Regions from separate parts of the Homo sapiens genome. Here region 1 is linked to region 2. Evidence: chromatin contacts called from ENCODE POLR2A ChIA-PET data. All regions are on one chromosome and are shown on one strand. Each heading gives the region's core, a stretch centred on a gene start or an enhancer-like site at or near the end of the contact. The rest is flanking DNA. Distances are from core to core; before and after follow the strand shown.

What was found. ChIA-PET counts read pairs that join two places held with the same protein, here RNA polymerase II (POLR2A).
Region 1: POLR2A ChIA-PET joins it to region 2 with 19 read pairs in activated CD8-positive, alpha-beta memory T cell. The contact joins the promoter of RERG-IT1 here to the enhancer-like site in region 2. POLR2A ChIA-PET finds 5 or more read pairs at or near these places in 3 of 52 experiments (AG04449, activated CD8-positive, alpha-beta memory T cell and activated T-cell).

What each region holds. Positions count from the first base shown.
Region 1 is chr12:15,111,760-15,116,244 of GRCh38, reverse strand. It overlaps RERG-IT1 (RERG intronic transcript 1), which reads left to right and starts at 1,624. Exons shown (of 2, transcript NR_046560.1): 1 at 1,624-1,740; 2 at 3,776-3,882. All of the region lies in intron 3 of RERG (RAS like estrogen regulated growth inhibitor), which reads left to right.
Region 2 is chr12:14,774,949-14,779,778 of GRCh38, reverse strand. H2AJ (H2A.J histone) reads right to left here. Exons shown (of 1, transcript NM_177925.5): 1 at 4,755-4,830. Among named protein-coding and RNA genes, the nearest start is that of H2AJ, 3.0 kb to the right of the region's middle. RefSeq lists enhancers at 4,264-4,413, 4,120-4,830. Within about 2 kb of position 2,363, at least 8 of the 41 ENCODE cell types and tissues checked have a DNase peak (open chromatin) inside an H3K27ac peak, as active enhancers do.

The DNA of each region.
Region 1 (4,485 bases), core at 375-2,874, 340 kb before region 2:
GCCAAAGGGCATGGCTCCCCAGCATGCGTGATGCAGAATGGGCTGCTCTTCCTCACGCTGCAGCACTGAAGATGAAAAAAGAAAATCGTTGGGAGAACACTTGGAGACAAGTGGCTGCTGTAAATAGTATTTTAGAGCATTAAATCATACAAAACTATAATCTCCAATTTAACATAAAAGAGTAGGGGGATGGAATATTCTGAAATTGCGAATCACTGTGCATACACCATGTATAGATTACATATTCTAGGAGAATGACAATAACATAAAATACACTTATTAAAATATTGAACATAATCTAATTTTTAAATTTTACTTTTTGGAAAATACTTGAGCAATGTGCCGTGCTTATGGCAATGATCACTACACAGTACTGATGGAAGTAGAAGGCAAGGATATGGCTGGCGAAGCTGCATTCTACAGTTTGTATTTTGGACAGGAGATTATATTTACAGTAAAGTAACAGAAAACAGCGGTCAAAAAAGGACTGCAAAATAGTTGATGAAATGAAAGTCAGAAACATGAGGTAGATAGAAAAAATAATTACAAAACCACCGGCTTACAGGCTACCCCCATGACAACAGAAACTTCTGAGTTTATTGTGTTGGTTGGTTGGTTGGTTGGTTGGTTAATGATTTGGGTAGTTTGGGTACAAAGAATTGAGTTAATAATCATATTAATCATACCGCTCTGTTTCATGGTGTTATGCTATTATTAGTGTGTGGGAGGCCTTATATTATTCCTCTTTCTTTTCCCTTTCATCCCTTATTTTGACACCCACTGCCTTCCTCTTTCCTTTAAGTGCAGAGTCTAATGTGTTTGAAACTAAGCATGGTATTTACAAGCCTGAACTCCAAAGCTGGTCTTCCCTGACTCAAATCTCGCCTCTACCATTTATTATCTGTGTGACCTTGGGCAAGTTATTTAATCTTGTTACAGCTCAGTTTCCTCTTGTAAAATGGAGCTAATAGCAATATATACTTCATTGGATATTTGTGAGGATTAATGAGTTAACATAAGTGTTTAGAACAGTTGTTCAAATAGAAGCAGTATGCGCTAGCTATTATTATATATTTACTTAGGAAAAATAGTGTTCTGTGTATATATATTTTAAATTTAAATAACTTTTATATATTTATATATATACACTTCTAATCATTATAACCAAATCTGGTATTTTTAAGATCCATGCATTTTTCCATATTTACTTCTAGTCTTCTACACGGTATTCTTTACTATGCCACATTTAACTAATCTCCCCAATGATAAACACCTAAGTTGCCTCTAATATGAGCTACTGCTAACATCACTGGGGAAAACATACCTTTAAATTGGTGGTTCTCAAACTTTAGCATGCACCGTAATCACCTGGGGGACTTGTGAGAACACAGATTGCCCATAGGTCTGGGGTGGAGCCTGAGAATTTGCATTTCTAACAAGTTCCTAGGTGAGCCAGATGTTACTGGTTCAGGCACTACACTTTGAGACCCAGTGCTGTAAGAACCTGGACCAGGTTTTTTCTAGTGCATGTACCTGAGAGGGAGATTGCTGAATCATAAGGTACGCCCACACCGAACACTAGTGAATTGCTCTTCAAAATGATGTACCACAGTCTACACTCTCATTGTCGGTGTAGAGAAGCTGCCTGTAACCTAGTCAGGCATTATATTACCTAGCTTTATAACTTTATAATTTTTGCCAATCTTATGGTCATAAAATCATCTTATAAGCTTCTCTCTGGTAAGTAAGCAGGTAGAACATCATTTGATATATGTTTTTGCTAATTGGGCATCCTCCTATGTGAATTTCTTCTTTGTATACTTTGGCCGTATTTCTTTCCTGTTCACTTATCTTTTTAATTTCTAAAATTTCTTTCATACTTTAGATATTAATCAACTTTTTGCTTATCATGTTTCAAATATGTTCTCCAGTCTTTAGCCTATTTAATATTGCACAAAATTCTTAATTTTAATGTAGTCAACCCTTTTATTTTTTATCTCATTTTTTTTGGTCTGTGCATGAGCTTTTATATTTTCTTACTTTTAATTTTTTTAACTTCAGGTTTCACTCTTCAAATCTAGATGAGTTTAGATCTCTAATTCATCCAGATTTACTTTTAATATATGCCCTAGAAGCCCAACTTTATTTTGTGCATTTAGTGGCCAATTCTTTTCTTATTGGTTCTAATCCAAATGCTACTGATTGAACCATTCATTATTTCCCTAAGTGACTTGTGGTGCCACCTCAGTCATATACTAAGTTCCTATATAAATATGAGTCTATTGTTAAGGCCTTGGTAAATTTGTGCATTCTGATATTAGTACCACACTGTTTGGAGTAATGTTATATAGTATTATATAATTTTAAATAAGTTTCTTGAGCGTCTCAAAAAGTCCAGCTGGACATTTCATTTGAATTGCATTAAATTCTAGATTGATTTTGTGGAAAACTGACATGTTTTTAAAGATGTTGTTTCTCCATTTTCCTAGGATTTTCTTATGTATTCAAGTCTTCATTTTCTGTTACAAACTTCTAAAATTTTCTATTCTAGAAAATTTTTGTTTTTGTTTTTGGAGGGTTTTGAATGGTTTTGTTCATTTTTATTACTTCCTAAATATTATTTATTTTACTACTATTGGAAGTAGTTTCCTGTTTTCTCTTACCTTTCCTACATGGCTTTTGCTGATACAGAAGAATGCTAGTGATACTGTATTTTTCTGCAGAACTTATGAGTTTGAAATTATTGCTTATAAACTTCGTATTATTTTATTTTTATTTCAGCAGAATGTACAATTTCTTCTTTTAATGCCAAGTTTTAATTGCATTGTCTCTCTTAATTTAATGGCAGTATTGTCAGATCTTTATAGCTCTGCCCTCTTTTTATATCTTTTCAAACACCATGCTTTGGTTTTGTTTTCTTTTTCATGATGTTTTTTCTTTTATTTCTTTTCTTATATTATCTTGAATTTATTCTGTTTCTTCTCTTCTAATTTATTGAGTTGAATACCTAGTTCACTTTTTCTAGATTTTTAAGAGTTATAACATCTTCTGGAATCAGACAAGTACATTAGTTCACATAAACTTGCTTCTGGCCTTTTCCCCCATCTTCACCCTGATATACTGATAGAATCATCTAGAATTGTAATGCCAGGATTGATGTTGATGTAGTGTTATTGTTTTGATGGACGTCTTGAATTCAGTTTCACTGGCAAAAAGTCCTACATCAGTCTGAGTCATATCTTTTTGTAGGTGATGTGCTTTATTCTCTAAATCCCTTTAGACTTCTTCCTCATTGATATCCTTAAATTTTGTCATAATAGGTTTAGATATAGAGCTTTTTCCTCATGCGTCCTGCTAGTTCCTTTGATCTTAAATCTTTCATTGTTCCCTCACGTTGAGAAATTCTCAGTCATTACAACCTCAATAATTTCCACTCCTCTATGTATTTTATTCTCTCCTTTGAGGCTCATTTTATAAAGGATACTAAGATTTCTTGTTCTATTATCCATACCTTTTATTAAATTTTACTTTTACATGTTCCTTTGTTTTACTTACTTACACTTACTGACACTTCTGGGAGAGTTCCTCAACCTAACTCTCATCAGGTCAATCATTCATTCATTCGGTTCTTTATTTCTGTTGTTCTAGTTTTCATACAGAGAAGCACCAGTTGGCACTTATTTTTGACCCGTGGTTTCCATTTTATGTGAAGAGGGGCATACTCAGGGCCACCCAGTCTTCTTGCACCTGCTAACTTCTCCTTCCCCTCACATAGCTTGGTGACCACTCTGCTGTTGATCCACCAACCTCCAGCTGGTACTGAGCATCTGCCATTTTTCTGCTTTGAAGAGGCAGCATAAGCAAGAGGACTCCATATAGTTCCACCTCCCCTCCATGCTGCCCAGCCCTCCCCTACTTTGGATTACTGTTCCTCACCAACCAGCCAGTACTGGGGTCTGACCACCTTTTACTACCCCTAGAGTTTCTCGTAGTTTTACATCATTTGGCAAGAACCATTCACTTCCTGGTAATATCTCTTACATTTCCAGAGCTGAGGTTTGAAAGGAAATTAGTAGCTTCTGTTGGTATGTTATCTTGTTAGAAACAGCAGTTTCCAAAAACTCGATTTTTAGAAGGACCAAGGCAGAATGCATTTTGTGAAAATCACCTTCTCAATTTACATTGTTGAGGTCTCATTATAGAAGGAAAAGAGCACCAGGGAGCTGGCTTTTCAGAAAAATAAAATGGAATCTTCAGAGGAAAGGATAGGGCCAGGCACGGTGGCTGAGGCCTGTAATCTCAGCACTTTGGGAGGCCAAGGCAGGCGGATCACTTAAGGTCAGGAGTTCAAGTCCAGCCTGGCCAACATGGTGAAACCTTGTCTCCACTAAAAATACAAAAATTAGCTGGGTGTTGTGGAAGGCACCTGTAATCCCAGCTACTTGGGAGGCTGAGACAAGAGAATCACTTGAAACCCGGGTTTCA
Region 2 (4,830 bases), core at 1,114-3,613:
TCCCATGAGCAGATGGCTTGTTTGTCTAAAAGAAAGATAATTTTGTTGAATATAGGGTTCATCTCTCCTTTGATTCCATACTTTGGGGTTAAGCAAAGCTGGCTTTTTTATTTCATGGCTTGATAAAATTATCAAGGATCTATGAGCGTGGTAACTCATGCTTATAATCCCAACACTTTAGGAGGCGGAGGCGGAAAGATCAGTTAAGCCCAGGAGTTAGAGACCAGCCTGGGCAACAAGGTGAAACCCCATCTCTACAAAAATTATTAATAAAAAAATTAGCCAGGTGTGATGGCACACACCTGTAGTCCCAACTACTCAGGAGGCTGAGGTAGGAGGATGGCTTGAGCCTAGAGGTGGAGGCTGCAGTGAGCTGTGATCACAACACTGCACTCCAGCCTGGGCAACAGGGAGAGATCCTGTCTCAAAAAAAAAAAAAAAAAAAAAAAAAAAAAAATCATGGTTCCAAGTTACTGCCCAAAAAAGCCATCATTCTCTTTCAAGTATGTATATGTTGAAATCCAATTTTCAACACGTAAGCTTTCCTTCCTCCACTTACGGAGAAAACAAAATAAAGCTTTACAGTGATAATTTCATATCTACCTGAAACCAGTTTCATTATTTCTTCCTCTGCTTCTTCTTTGTTCCTCTTACTCTCCATTTCTCTCTTGGAAAGCTAAACATTTATTGATTTTTTAGAAAATTGGCTTGTCAGAGTCCAATTTCTCATGTTGTAATCATTCTAAAATGCCTACATTGGCTTTATGAATAAGTTACCGCTGTTTTTAAAACTTCTTTAAAATTTATATGTAAAAAATTATATTCAACTAAAAAGAATGATGATAAAGGATATCTTTAAGGGTTCTTTGCCAATATTTTTCTAGGTTTTTTTTTTAGAAAAATGTTTTTGCTGTCACCATGTATACCTTGAATTTCCATATGTGCAGTTTAAAAATGTAAAGGGTAAAAATGCATTTCGATTCCAATTCCATTAGTAACATGAGCCAGCTTGTCACCATTTCATATGTGTGGAAAAAAGTAATAACTTTTAAAGACCAGTTTCTAGTTATATGGCAAAGTATAAGCAAGCAGGGGGTATGAAGAAGCACAGCGATCCAAATTGTGGAAAAATCTCTACTGACACTTTCTCTCCTGGTGCCCTTCCGGCTGCATCCTCTCCTCTCTTTAGTGATGCTTCTTCCTCTGCCAATTGATTAAATCTCACAGATCCTCAAATTCTGTTGTGGCAATTTTTGATATCGGTCTATACTCTATACATGTATATGTTCTTTCTGGATGATTTGATCTACTCTGGCTATTTTTAGTTATGACTCCCAAATAATTATCTCCAATCCAGATTTTTTCCCCTAGATTCAGACCCAAATCCAGTTGCAGGAGTTACCTTTTGACCCCCATGTCTTCGTGCATGCTGCCTCTCAGCCCAGCTTACACCTCCCACCAGCCAGTGTGCCCACGCAGCTGAGTGACACAGGTACCCATATTCCCTGTTCCTGTTAACACCCTGAGCATCTCCTTTTCTCTACATGTACCCTGTTATTATCTTCCTTTTGAGTGTGTGTCCTATGAGAGTTTCTTGGCAGCTGGTTACCAATCACAGGTGTAACACATAATATTGTTCAATAAATTATTGAACAAACAGGGTCCATTTTTAATGTGTGTGGGTGGACTTAACAAGCCATAAATTCTAAACTAGGTTGTCTTCAGGGGCAAAACCAAAAAACAAAACACACACACAAAAAACAACGAAAATGCAAATTCAGATTCACAAGCTTTAATCATTACTTTTTCTGTTATACATTGAATTGTGGATGTCCTTTAATTAGTAAAACAGCCACTAAAATTGTTTTTATGGTTTGCTATCACAAAAGTCGAAGGATTGCTAGAATGCTGTTTACCTGTTTCAACAGCTCCCATCAACTACCGCTACTCACTTTACATAGAAATAAAAACAGCTACTATTCATTGAGCCTATTTCTATATGGGAATCTTAGTGTCCTCACACACATTAATTCACTCAATTCTCCCCAAACTCTATGAGGTAAACTATTATGCCCATTTTAGAGATGAAACTGAGGTTTAAAGAGATTAAGTTTCCAAAAATCAGATAACTAATAAGGAGTAGAGTGAATCTGAATTTAAGTCTCATTGCAGAGAGCTAAAGTTCTTACACAGCATGGTATGCGACCTTTCAACCACTGGAAGGGGCATTGTGAAGTTTGCATATAGTATGCCAGTCATCACCAATTATGGGGCCTGACTAAGCCTTTTGATTCCAGGCAGGCACAACTAAACAGACCAGTCCTCGGGGACACAAAGACAAGACTGGCCCTGCAGGAAAAACAAAGATCAAACAAATCCTGGCCAAGCCACAGCCACACTGAACGGCTTGCTTATCTCTGCAGGAAAGAGTGTGTGTGTGTGTGTTTGTGTGTAAATAAAACTATGGATTATAACTCTATTAAAAACTGGAATTCAGTTCCCATCAGATTTTGTCTTAGGCCTTTTTCCATATGGTCTTATGCTTAAAGAAATACTGGCCTTTTAAATTCATAATCACACATCAGCAAGAACTACTGTTTGTTCATCATGGATCATGGGCTGAGCTGATTTTGTAGGAGTATGCATTTTAAACAGCCCGTAAACTATTCGGGTTAAAAAAAAAACTCTCAAAAACAAAAATGGTGAGGGGCTGACTGAACGTTGAGGCAGGCAGAGTATGTGAGGGGATGCTAAGAATCCTTTGGGTAGTGGTGGGAGAGGCGGGTGGCGACAGGGCAGTTACAATGCCTCGTATCTTGTCTATGTTGCTCATCATGTAACAAGAGCTGGACAGATTCCTGTGAATCTTCCCAGGGGAAGGCAAAGGTGCTTTTTCTTATGAATGTCTTGATGTCCCTTGTCCTTATTTCTTCATCATTTTGGTAACAATCCCTCAGATGCCTCATCCCTTTAAGAAATTTAGACTCAAATGTCAAAACCATATATGCATTTTGTTCCACTGACCCCAAGTGGTAACTGTGAGTAGTAGTTCTAACAATGAGGCATTTTTTAAAAAGTCCTATTAATGTTTACCTATAATTTAACCTATAAGGATAAACCCATACCCCCATTGAACATGGTACTTTTTTCCATTTATTGTCTAATATGTGGCACACAGTAAATGAACAATCTCAATCCTTAAAACAGGTGTTATGACTTTTACATATGACAAAACCACAGAGTAAATAGCAGAACATCTCGAACCTGCCCAATAATTTGCCTCCTAACAGAGGTGTGTACGGCCTGACCTTTGTACACCTCAAAAATGGCAACATGGGAGAAGTAATTCCATCATTCATCCACACACAGCAGAGAGGTACAAGTACTAACAGAAGCTGATCTCTCATATTAACGTATGTATTTGTTCCTTGTCCCGTCTTCAGGAACCAATAAAAATAAAGTGAGCTCCGAGAGAGTGGAAATCTGGTTGGCCTCATTCACAGCTCTACTCCTATCACTTTGTACAGAGCCTGGCATAGACAGCTGTTCAATAAATACTGGGGACAAAATAAAGTCCATGTGGGAAAATGGGCCAGCCGCTACCAAGGATGAAGACATACAATATATACATATATTTTTGGGGAAGACTTCAATTCCGACTCACAGGAAAGATGAATCCAAAGATGTGAAATCTGTACTGGGATCTTTTTTGTGGGGTCTGTGAGCCAGGATGAAATTTGCTGAGGATGAAATAAATAGGAGTGTCAATTAAGGGCAGAAGATGATTACTAGTGTTAACTTTTCAATGTGGATTCCTGGTCTGAAATGTGTTTCCCCCTGCACTTACATATTTGGTCCTATCTTTCCTTACATGTTTATTAAAGCAATATTGTGCCATTAGGCAATGCAACTCCCAAAGACATTACTGGAATGAGGTCATTGCTTCAGGCTAGTGGGAGAATATAAGAGAGTTCAAACAGGTTATTTGTTGGGTAAGAACCCCTAAAAGCAAGAGGTTTTTGTTTTGTTTGAAAGCAAAGTCAAACCGATTCTCAAAGTGAATATGATATGATGAAGACAGGATCATTATGAAGCTAGAAACTTGACAACATCACTTTAAAAGCTCAAGCATATGTAACCCACGACTAAAGGCGCTGCAATGTTATGCAATATGACTGTCAGGGGAACGAATTTCCAACCTCATGACTCACTTATTGAACGTTTCCTTCATTAAAAAAAAAATATGAACATAAAAGTGCTATATAAAGATATCTGATATCCAAAGCATGAAAGCACAGCAGCTACTAGGCTAGGAAGAATCTCAAGTTGACATCGTGCCATCAGAGCCACCCTTCCAAGACGGAAAGTTACTCCACTTTTTGAAAAATATGGCCGCAGACACTTCCTGCCCCGAGCTCAGCTCGATCCGACGGTATCTTCCCAGAACTTGGTCCTGAGTGCTCACAAACTGGCAGGAGAGCGAAGGCTCTGTGAAAGGGAAGTAAAAATAATTCCGAAGGAGGCCTCACCGCACCGACTCTGCCTCCCCTTTGCCCTACTGACAGCGAGGTGGCTTCCACCCTGCCCACCTCCAGGCCACCCTCCCCTGACGCCTCGAGGGTGACCTGCGGACTAAAGCCGTCCAGAGTGGCTCAAGCCCACCCACCAGTGCCTGCTCCAGGGGTTTCCCGGTCGCCCCCCTCCCCTGGGGCCATCCGACATGTCCCCGCGACTACACAGCTCTCTCGACCAAACGATTTTCACCAACTTTATTGGCTCCCGCCGGGACCCTCGCCGCCCACCTCCCCGCTAGATGTCACCGGCCCTCCA